Linked DNA regions of Homo sapiens: region 2 is linked to region 1. A link is an interaction called in ENCODE POLR2A ChIA-PET data of the cell type or tissue named here. Cell type or tissue: A673. All regions are shown on one strand. Links, peaks and the distances in the headings refer to the core of each region. The heading gives the core; the rest is flanking DNA.

Region 1 (5,374 bases), core at 125-5,124:
GCTTTCCCGGCTGTGCCCACCTCCCGGGGCTTCTCAGAGCTGTGTAAGTGACCAGCACTTTGCAGTGTGTTGGCGGCTGGCTTGGCAGGGAGGAAATTCACCCCCTGTCCAGAGGCACACACCAGCCAGCCCGCCCGAAAGCTGGGACCAGAGCGGGTGTCGTGGCTCCCAATCTGGGCCTCCATCTGCCTCACTTCCCTGCCTCCAGATGAGCAGCCACGGCTGTGTGCGGCCCCGTCCTGACAGCCCCTCACTTTGGTCTTACTGGGTTCAAGGTCCTCCAAGCACTCCTGAGTCAAAGGCCTGGCCTGGCCTCTCTGACTTAGCCGGGGATCCTGCTTGTCTCTCCTGGAGGTGCTTGGCTGCAGTGGAGCCTCCCGAAGGCCAAGCCCCCATCTCTCCTCTCTGCCACCCCACTCCCTGCCCTACTCCTTCCCGTCTGAGCCCACCTGTCTCAGCTCTTTCCCTTGATCTTTCAGACAAAATGGAAGCCCAGCTGGGCTACATGGATGAGAAAGACCCCGGGGCACAGAAGCCAAGGCAGCCCCTGGAAGTCCAGGTGTGGAACTTGCTGGCGTCTGGGCCTGTGGTGTGTGTGGGGTGGAGGTTGGGTCTGGGGACCTTCTCAGGCCCTGTACAGCGAGGTGGAACCCAGGCCTCCTGGCTCCCTTTTCGGGGCTCTGAATCGGCGGGGAGCAGGCTAGGAGCAAGCGACGGGAGCCAGGAGACTGGGTTCCCAGCCCAGCGCACGTTCCCCGCCCTCCGTTCCTGGTGAGGCCCCAGGCCTTGTAGTTCTCCTGGCTTTTCCTCTGCAGGCCCTTCCAGCCGCCTTGGATAGAGTGGAGAGTGAGGACAAGCACGAGAGCCCAGCCAGCAAGGAGAGAGCCCGAGAGGAGCGGCCAGAGGAGACGGAGAAGGCCCCGCCCTCCCCGGAGCAGCTGCCGAGAGGTTGGGGCTTCTTGCAGGCCACCCACCCCAGTGCCATGTCTGGCCTCAGCAGGCCTGGGTTCAGAGAAGGGCAGGTGGCTGTACTTCCGCTCATTTCTCCCTGGCAGAGAGGTAGACTCCAACCCTCTGCAGGCCCCCTGGTGAGGGGAGGCCAGGAGCTCAGGCCTCTATACATGGACTTAATGGACTTTTTTTTTTTTTGGAGAAAGGGTTTCGCTCTGTCACCCAGGCTGGAATGCAGTGGTACCATCTCGGATCACTGCAACATCCGCCTCCCGGGTTCAAGTGATTCTTGTGCCTCAGTCTCCCTAGTAGCTGGGACTACAGGCGTGTACCACCACACCCAGCTAATTTTTGTATTTTTAGTAGAGACGAGATTTCATCATGTTGGTCAGGATGGTCTCGATCTCTTGTAGCTGGGACTATAGGTGCATACCACCACACCCAACTAATTTTTGTATTTTTAATAGAGACTGGGTTTTGCCATGTTGGCCAGGCTGGTCTCGATCTCTTGACCTCGTGATCCGCCTGCCTCGGCCTCCCAAAGTGCTGGGATTACAGGTGTGAGCCACTGCGCCCGGCCATTTTTTTTTTTTTTTTTTTAATTTTTAGTAGAGACTGTTGGCTGGGCTGGTCTCGACCTCCTGACCTCAAGTGATCCACCCACCTCGGCCTCCCACAGTGTTGGGATTGCAGGCATGAGCCACCTTGCCCGTTGGTCTTTAACTTTTCTTACCATACAGAGATTGGGGGTGATTGGGCTACTTTTTTATTAGTGATTTCTGACTCAATTGCATTGTGGTCTGAAAACATGAGTCTATATGAGGTTGTTGAAACCTGCTCTCTGGCCTGATACGGTCAGATTTTGTAAATGATGTATGTGTGCTTGAAGAAAATGTCTGTTCCCTAATTGCTGGGTTTAAGGTTCTAACTATATGCATTAGGGCTGGGCATGGTGGCTCACACCTGTAATCCCAGCACTTTGGGAGGCTGAGGCAGGTGAATTACCTGAGGTCAGGAGTTCAAGGCCAGCCTGGCCAACATGGCGAAACCCAGTCTCTATTAAAAATACAAAAATTAGTTGGGTGTGGTGGCATGCACCTGTAGTCCCAGCTACTCAGGAGACTGAGGCAGGAGAATTGCTTGAACCTGGGAGGCAGAGGTTGCAGTGAGTGGAGATCGTGTCACTGCACTCCAGCCTGGGCAACAGAGAGGGACTCAATCTCAGAAAAAAAAAAAATATATATATATATAATACACACATATATACATATACACGTATATATATACGTATATATGTACGTACATACGTACGTATATACGCACATATGTACGTATGTACGCACGTATGTACGTACATATGTACCTATATATGTACGTATATATACACACACGTATATATATATGCGCATTAGGTCAGTAGATAATGCATGCTAATTATATTGTTCAAGTTTTTAATATCTTTACTAGTATTTGGTTTGCTTTGATCAGTCAGTTTCTGAGAGACTTGTGTTAAAATCTCTCATTATGATTATGGATTAATCTCTTTCTTATAATGCCAGATTTTGCTTCATATCATTTGAGACTGGGTTGTCAGGTGCATATTTGTTCAGGTTTTTAATATTTTTCTTGTGAAGTGTGCTTCTAATTATTGTGTAATAACCCTCTTATCCCTCTTTAAAGTTTTTGCTTAAAAGTTTATTTTTGGGCCAGGTGCGGTGGCTCATGCCAGTAATCCCAGCACTTTGGGAGGCCGAGGTGGGCAGATCACAAGGTCAGGAGTTCAAGACTATCCTGTCGAACATGGTGAAACCCGTCTCTACTAAAAATACAAAAAAGTTAGCCGGGCATGGTGGCGAGCGCCAGTAGTCCCAGCTACTTGGGAGGCTGAGGTCGCACCACTGCACTCCAGCCTGGGTGACAGAGCGAGATTCCGTCTCAAAAAAGAAAAAAAAAGTTTATTTTTGCTGATTTGGGTTGCTCTTTCTTTTGTTTAGTATATATTTGTTACGCCTTTTTCTATTCCTTTTTTTTTTTTTAAGATAACAGCTTTATGGTGATATAGTTAACATATCATACAGTTGAGCCATTTAAAGTATACCATTCAGGTCGGGCATGGTAGCTCACACCTGTAATCCCAGAACTCTGGGAGGCTGAGGTGGGTGGATCACCTGAGGTCAGGAGTTTGAGACCAGCCTGGCCGACATGGTGAAACCCTGTCTCTACTAAAAATACAAAAATCAGCTGGGCGTGGTGGTGGGCACCTGTAATCCCAGCTACTCAGGAGGCTGAGGCAGGAGAATCACTTGAACCTAGGAGGCAGAGGTCGCAGTGAGCCGAGATGGCACCACTGCACTCCAGCCTGGGCAACAAGATCGAAATTCTGTCTCAAAAAAAAAAAAGTAATGAAGTATACCATTTGTTATTTTTAGTACATCCAGAGTTGTGCAACCATCACCATTATCTAATTCCAGAACATTTAATCACTTCAAAAATAAATTCTTCTTACCCATTGGTAATCACTCCCCATTTCTTCCTCTTCCTCCCAGCCCCTGGCAATCACTTCTGTCCTATGGACTGGCCTATTCTGAACATTTCATACCAATGGAATAATGCAGTACTTTGGCCCTTTGTGTGTCTTCTTTCACTTAGCATAGTGTTTTTAAAGTTCATCTATGTTGTGGAATATATTAGTACTTCATTCCTTTTTTTTTTTTTTTTTTTTTGAGACAGGGTCTTGCTCTATCACCCAGGCTGGAGTGCAGTGGCATGATCTTGGCTTAACTACAGCCTTGACCCCCTGGGTGCAAGCGATCTTTCCACCTCAGCCTCCCAAGTAGCTGGGACTACAGGTGCACATGCTAACACGCCCGGCTAATTTTTGTATTCTTTGTAGAGACGGGGTTTTGCCATGTTGCCCAGGCTGGTCTTGAACCCCTGGACTCAAGCAATCCTCCCACCTTGACCTCCCAAAGTGCTGGGATTACAGGCAGTACTTCATTTCTTTTTATGCCCAAATAATATTCCATTGTATGGATCTACTATGTTTTGTTTTGTTTATCCATTCATAGTGATACACATTTGAGTTGTTTCCACTTTTTGGCTACTGTACACATTTGTGTACACATTTTTTTGTGTGAGTCTAGGTTTTCAGTTCTTTTGGGTATATATCTAGGAGTAGAACTGCTGGATCATATGGTAATTCTCTGTACCATTTTGAGAAACTGCTGAATTGTTTTCCATGTGTATTGCATCAGTTCACATTCTTACCAGCATGTGTGAGGGTTCCAGTTTCTTCACATACTTGCCAATACCTGTTATTATCTGTCTTTTTGATTATAGTCACCCTAGTGGGTGAGAAGTGGTATCTCATTGTCATTTTGATTTGAGTTTACTTTGTGCATAAAGATGTTGAATATTTTTTCATGTGATTATGGCTTATTTGTGTATAATTTGTTGAAGAAATGTCCTTTCAGATCCTTTGTCTACTTTAAAATTGGATTTTTTTAAATTATTGAATTGTAAGAGTTCTTTTTAAATTAATTAATCAATACTTTTAGAGACAGGGCCTTACTATGTTGTCCAGGAGGGCTTTGAAGTCCTGGGCCCAAGTAATTCTCTAGTATTAGACTTTTGAGTAGCTAGGATCACAGGCGTGTACCACTGTGCCTGGCTTGTATGAGTTCTTTATATAGATGCATGTTCCTCATCAGATATATGATTTACAAATATTTTCTTTCATTTCTTCACTTTTAATCTCTTTGTAATGTTTTAGGTCTATCTTTTGTAGACGGTGTATAGGGGATTCATCATTTAAAATCTAATTATAGGGTCCCTATCTTTTAGCTGGCAAGTTTAATCTCTTTACATTTGTTGTAATAACTAGATATGTGGATGGAATTCTGTTATCTTATTTTGTACTTTATATATTACCCTTCTCTTTTCTCCTTTTTTCTCTTTTCCTGCCATCTCTTGGATTGATCAAATTTTCTTTATATCTCCTCTTTTCCCCCTCAACTCATTTGGAAGGTTTATAGTCAATTTCATTCTGTACTCTTAACATTTTTAACATGTATACCCCTGAGTAATATGAGGACTTTAGATAGCTTTAGCTCTAACTCACTTCCCTTTCATCTGCCACGATGCTGTTGCCCAGTATTTTAGTTTCAGTTTGTTTTTACTTTCCCAAATTTGTTGTTATGCTTATTTCTAAATTTTTAATCCTTTTTTAGATCTTCTCACATTCTTACCAGTTTGTGTTTGCCTATTTGTTCATCATTGCTTCATTCAAAGTCCTTCCTAAAGTACACCTTTAATGGTGCTTTCAGCAATTTTTTTGGGAATGGTAAATTCTCTCATTGTTATTTTTCTTTTACTCTTGAATAGTTAGTACAATTGAAGATGGGATAGGGATCTTCCCTCAGCA
Region 2 (5,374 bases), core at 224-5,223, 120 kb after region 1:
GGGGTGAGGGTGGAGTAGGGGAATGTGGGAGCTGAGCTGAGGAGTGAGGGTGAAGTGGGGGATGTGGGAGCTGAGCTGAGGGGTGGAGGGTGAAGTGGGGGATGTGGGACCTGAGCTGAGGGGTGAGGGTGGAGTGGGGGGATGTGGGAGCTGAGCTGAGGGGTGAGGGTGAAGTGGGGGGATGTGGGAGCTGAGCTGAGGGGTAGGGGAGGAGTGGGTGATGTGGGAGCTGAGCTGAGGGGTGGGAGTGGAGTGGGGCTGAGGGGTGAGGGTGCAGTGGGGGGACGTGGGAGCTGAGCTGAGGGGTGAGGGTGGAGTGGGAAATGTAGGAGCTGAATTGAGGGGTGAGGGTGGAGTGGGGGGATGTGGGAGCTGAGCTGAGGGGTGGGGGTGGAGTGGGGGGACGTGGGAGCTGAGCTGAGGGGTGAGGGTGGAGTGGGAAATGTAGGAGCTGAGCTGAGGGGTGAGGGTGGAGTGGGGGGATGTGGGAGCTGAGCTGAGGGGTGAGGGTGGAGTGGGAAATGTAGGAGCTGAGCTGAGGGGTGAGGGTGGAGTGGGAAATGTAGGAGCTGAGCTGAGGGGTGAGGGTGGAGTGGGGGGATGTGGGAGCTGAGCTGAGGGGTGAGGGTGGAGTGGGGGGACGTGGGAGCTGAGCTGAGGGGTGAGGGTGGAGTGGGAAATGTAGGAGCTGAGCTGAGGGGTGAGGGTGGAGTGGGGGGATGTGGGAGCTGAGCTGAGGGGTGAGGGTGGAGTGGGAAATGTAGGAGCTGAGCTGAGGGGTGAGGGTGGAGTGGGAAATGTAGGAGCTGAGCTGAGGGGTGAGGGTGGAGTGGGGGGATGTGGGAGCTGAGCTGAGGGGTGAGGGTGGAATGGATCAGAACATCAGAACAGAGCCCCAGGGTGCCAGCCCTGGGACCTCCCTCCAGTCACAGCACCCGTGGTCCCTGCCAGGGGAAACTCCGGCCGGCATCCTGGGCAGGGAGACCCCCATCTGCCCCAATGGGAGGCTGTGCCCTGTCTCCCCACGTGGGGGCCCTGCATCCTCACAGTGACCGCTGGGAAAAGACAGACCTGGGCTTCCGTGCCTCCCCGGGCCACTAAACCCATCTCTCTGAGCCAGGAGGGTGTGCTGCCTTCCAACTACAAATACACCAGCAGGAGGGGAGAGAGGGGACCCAGGTTGGATCCCACTCCTACTCATGGGGGGTAGGGGGGACCCTCAGTCGGCTCCAGGTCCACAGGCTGGCTTCCTACCAGGTGTGCTCCAAGGCCCTCAGCTGGGCTGCCACGTCCCCGCCTCCACCCTCACCCCTCAGCTCAGCTCACACAACCCACAACTCCACCCCCACCCCTCAGCTCAGCTCCCACATCCCCCAGTTCACCCTCACTCCTCAGCTCAGCTCCCACATCCCCCCACTCTACCCTCACCCCTCAGCTCAGCTTCCATGTCCCCCACTCTACCCTCACCCCTCAGCTCAGATCCCACATCCCCCAACTCCACCCCCACCCCTCAGCTCAGCTCACACGTCCCCCTACTCCACCCTCACCCCTCAGCTCAGCTCCCACATCCCCCCACTCTACCCTCACCCCTCAGCTCAGCTCCCACGTCCCCCCACTGCACCCTCACCCCTCAGCTCAGCTCCCACATCCCCCCACTCTACCCTCACCCCTCAGCTCAGCTTCCATGTCCCCCACTCTACCCTCACCCCTCAGCTCAGCCCCCGCGTCCCCCTACTCCACCCTCACCCCTTAGCTCAGCTCCCAGATCTCTGCCTGCACCCTCATCCCTCAGCTCAGCTCCCACATCCCCCCACTCCACCCTCACCCCTCAGCCAGCAACACTTGTATGCAATCCCTACAGAGGGAAGGAACTGTCTGATGAGGAAGAAGCAGCCAGACTCTGGAGGGAGACGGGGCTGGAGGTGGGACTCGGGGGTAGAAACCTATTGTGTGGGGTGGACTGTGTTCCCTGAAAGATCCACCCAAGTCATAATCCCAGTTACCTGTCGATGTGGAATTATTTGGCAAAAGGGTTTTTGCAGATGTAATTAAGGTGGAAATCCTGCGATGAGGCCATCCTGGATTAGGATGGGCCCTAAATCCAATGACAAGTGTCCATATAAAAAGAGGAGACAGACACAGAAAAGGCCATGTGGCGATGGGGGCAGAATCTCGGGGGGGTGTTTCTACAAGCCAAGGAACACTACGGGCAGCCACCAGGAACCAGGAGCGAGGCCTGGAACACATGCTACCTCGGTCTCCAGAGGGAACCAACCCTGCCCACACCTTGCCTTCTGGCTTCCTGATCCATGAGAGAATAAATAATGCTGTTTCAAGCCACCCTGCTTGTGGTACTAGGAAACAAATGCACCCCCTAGGCTTAAAAACCCTCTAACCAAGCTGGGTGCAGCAATGCCCATCTGCAGTCCCAGCTACTTGGGAGGCCAAGGCGGGAGGATCACTTGAGCCCAGGAGTTTCAGACCAGACTCGGTAACACAGCAAGATCGTGTCTCTTAAAAAAAAAAAAAAACCCTCTAACCAGAGCAGGTTCTATGAGAAGCAGACAAACAACCTTCTTTTGTGGGAAGTGACCTCTTTACTAGGGGTCTGGACCCTGGTGGGCCCCAGCCCTGCTTCTGCTCCAACCTCGAGGCTGAAATGTCTGCAGCCCTCTCTGTATTTGCGTTTGTGATCCAGGCACTGGGGGCTCCTCCCTGCTCTCCGGGGGACTGTAAGAATAAATAACAAATGGCTTCAAAGAGGATTACCGTCCCATGACCACGTGACAGGGCATGAACGATTAACATCTTGCCAGGCAGCGCTGCGGCAGCAATTTGAAAGGCAGCTTTACTCCACCACATCCATTAAAGGCCCCGCTGAATAAAAAGAGATGCAGAAGCGACCGCTGCAAGCTGGGGCCAGCCATGCCTCTGCAATCACATAGCCAGCAGACAAAAACATTTTTAAATGAAAATACTCATTGCTGGCGAGGTTGCGGTGAAACGACGACGAGGAGACGTGGCTGGTTCTGGGACATGAGCTATATACTACGACCTTTTTGAAATTGGGTAGTAGAGGTCCAGAGCTTGGGGTCCAGGAATCCTACCTCTGTGACTTTATCCTAATAGTTCAAGAGAGGAAATAAAGCGAGATGCACACAAACGTTTCCCACAGCCTGATTCGGAAGAGTGAAGAGCTGCCGGATCTCCCAGGAAATAATGTTTAAGTGAACTATAGACAAACGGGAGGGTATAATGTGGCCACTCAGTGAGTGCTCCTGGCTGGGGCAGGGCTCGCGCTAAGAGTGGAGAAGGTGGACGGTGCCTGCGTGTCTGCAGGGGCTGAAGGCAGCCGAGCGAGCGAGTGGGGAGGAACCCCTGCTCCACACCACACGGACCCTGCCTCTGACCCCATGACCCTGCTCTGGTGGGGAGGATCTGTGTGTGGGAAGCAGGGAAAGCAAGTTCCAGGGGTGGGATGGGGAATCCCGCAGGAGGCTCCGGCCACCCGGGCTTGTAGCACAGGCTCTGGAGCCCCTGCAGCCAGCAGGGGCCAGGCTGCTGGGGCTGTGCGCTGGCCTCGCCCCCATGTGGTTTCCCTTTACCTGGCACCCTGGTGACTGTGGCTCAGGAGCGAGGCCAAGGGCGAGCGCCCGCCCCGTGAACGGGTCGCCTGGGGCGCAGGATCAGGCGTCTGCTGCGGTCATGTTCTAGCTCTGTCCTCTGGTAGCTGTGTGACCTGAGACAAGGTCTAGGACCTGTTCTCACCCGGGACACAGAGACGGGAGGAGCTGAGGACTAAGAACAAATGTGTGGAGGGGACGAAGCAGGGGGCCAGAGCCAGAGCAAATCTGCAACACAGGGCAGCTGCCAACTCAAAGGACAACAGTGACGGCAGAGTCCTTGACACTGCTGTCAGCGTCGTCCAGAGTCGGGTGAAGCGCCTGCCTCCTCTTCCTGCAGGGGGGCAGCCGCTCTCAGCTGTCCAGCCCCTCCCAGTACCTCCCAGTCCTGGCAGGGCCGTAGCCCTTCAGCTCCCCTGGAAATCCACTCAAGGGACCTTGGCCTTCTCTGCCTGCCACCTGGGAACACCTGATGGGGACGTGCTGGGATGGTTTCTGCAGTTCAAAGGATTTACCTCCACATAATTAAGTGCCTCGTTTGTAAAAACACAAGCTGTGTCCTCATCGGTGGTGTGGGCATCACGTACGGTTCAGGGGCTGGGACAGAGCCCTCAGTACAGATGACAGGCATCAGGGAGTCTGTGGCCATCAGCCACCGATGCCAGCTCAGGCCACAGCTGCCGTGGCAGGCACCTGGCTTTGTCTCAACCTCAGCTGCAGGAGGTGCATCCCCGCCTCCTGCCAGCTCTGGCTGAGTGCCAGGCCCCAGAGGCCACGGCTGTCTCTGGCCTCCCTTGGGCACTGCCTGTTGTTCAGGGTGCTCAGAGCAGGATTGTATCTGGCGGGGAAGACCCCTTGGGGAGGATCCCTTGGTGTCACAGTTGGCCTCCGTTGGGCCAGGAGCCCTCTGGTCCTCCCTGGTTCTGAAGGCTTCTCTCTGCCTGCCACGGCCAGGGGAGATGAAATCAGGGAGCCAGTGCTGGGGACGATGTTTGCTGGCCTGTAGGAAGCTTAGGCTTGGTTCCAAGGCCTCATGACATGGCCGGGGCATTACCAGTCAGGCTGAGCTGGGGGACAGAGGTGATGGGGACAGCAGGCATGTTCTGTCCTCACGAGGCCCACAGTCTAGGCAGGGACAGATGTCAGCAGTCATGACCACTGCAGGGCATGCTTGGAGAGACTACAGGACATCGAGGGGGCTCAGTCAGAGAGCTGCACCATGATCCCGGCTCTGTCAAGGATGAGTCATCTGGCCTCAGTTTCCCTGTCTATAAAATGAGGAGTCTGGGCTGCACAGTGTCAAAGACTCAGAGAACCTAGAGGGGCTTTCTGAGGCCGCTGGCTCCAGGAGCCTAGGACCCAGTCCTACCACCATGTGAGCAACACTGCCCCACACTGGATCATTTCTCTGTGTGTTCCGGGCTGCGTTAGAGACCAGGAATTCCGCCAAGCCTGGGGACAGGTGTTATCCTGTCCCCTCCAGAGCCTGGGGGGAAGCGTCCCCTGACCTGAGGTGCCACCTCTCCTGCTGCTCACACAGACTGCTCTTCAGAGACCCACCCCCATGGGTGTATCACGGGGCTCAGCCAGGCCCTCAGCACCCATACAGCCCAGCAGGTGGCCAGGCCACTCCAACAACCGGTGATCATGATTATCAGGTTGCTAGAGGGTTGGGGAGACCCTCTCCTAGGCATCCCTCCCAGTGGCACCCCCGGAGGCTTAGCCAGAACCTTCCGGCCCTGGGTGAGGCA

Evidence for each region. ChIA-PET counts read pairs that join two places held together with the same protein. Peaks named below come from ENCODE experiments on the same cell type or tissue, not always from the same donor. Only the 100,000 strongest peaks of a DNase experiment are listed, where the experiment ranks them.
Region 2: POLR2A ChIA-PET joins it to region 1 with 12 read pairs; 3 of 35 experiments call an interaction of 5 or more read pairs at or near these places.

The regions. Positions count from the first base shown.
Region 1 is chr1:6,116,679-6,122,052 of GRCh38, reverse strand. It overlaps CHD5 (chromodomain helicase DNA binding protein 5), which reads left to right. Exons shown (of 42, transcript NM_015557.3): 32 at 480-559; 33 at 816-948. Among named protein-coding and RNA genes, the nearest start is that of CHD5, 61 kb to the left of the region's middle. In A673, for the core only: no CTCF peak of the experiment used is centred there; no DNase peak of the experiment used is centred there.
Region 2 is chr1:6,001,385-6,006,758 of GRCh38, reverse strand. It overlaps a transcript of KCNAB2 not described here. Among named protein-coding and RNA genes, the nearest start is that of NPHP4, 12 kb to the right of the region's middle. RefSeq lists an enhancer at 3,201-3,915. In A673, for the core only: no CTCF peak of the experiment used is centred there; a DNase peak (open chromatin) is centred at 2,778; H3K27ac peaks cover 730 bases.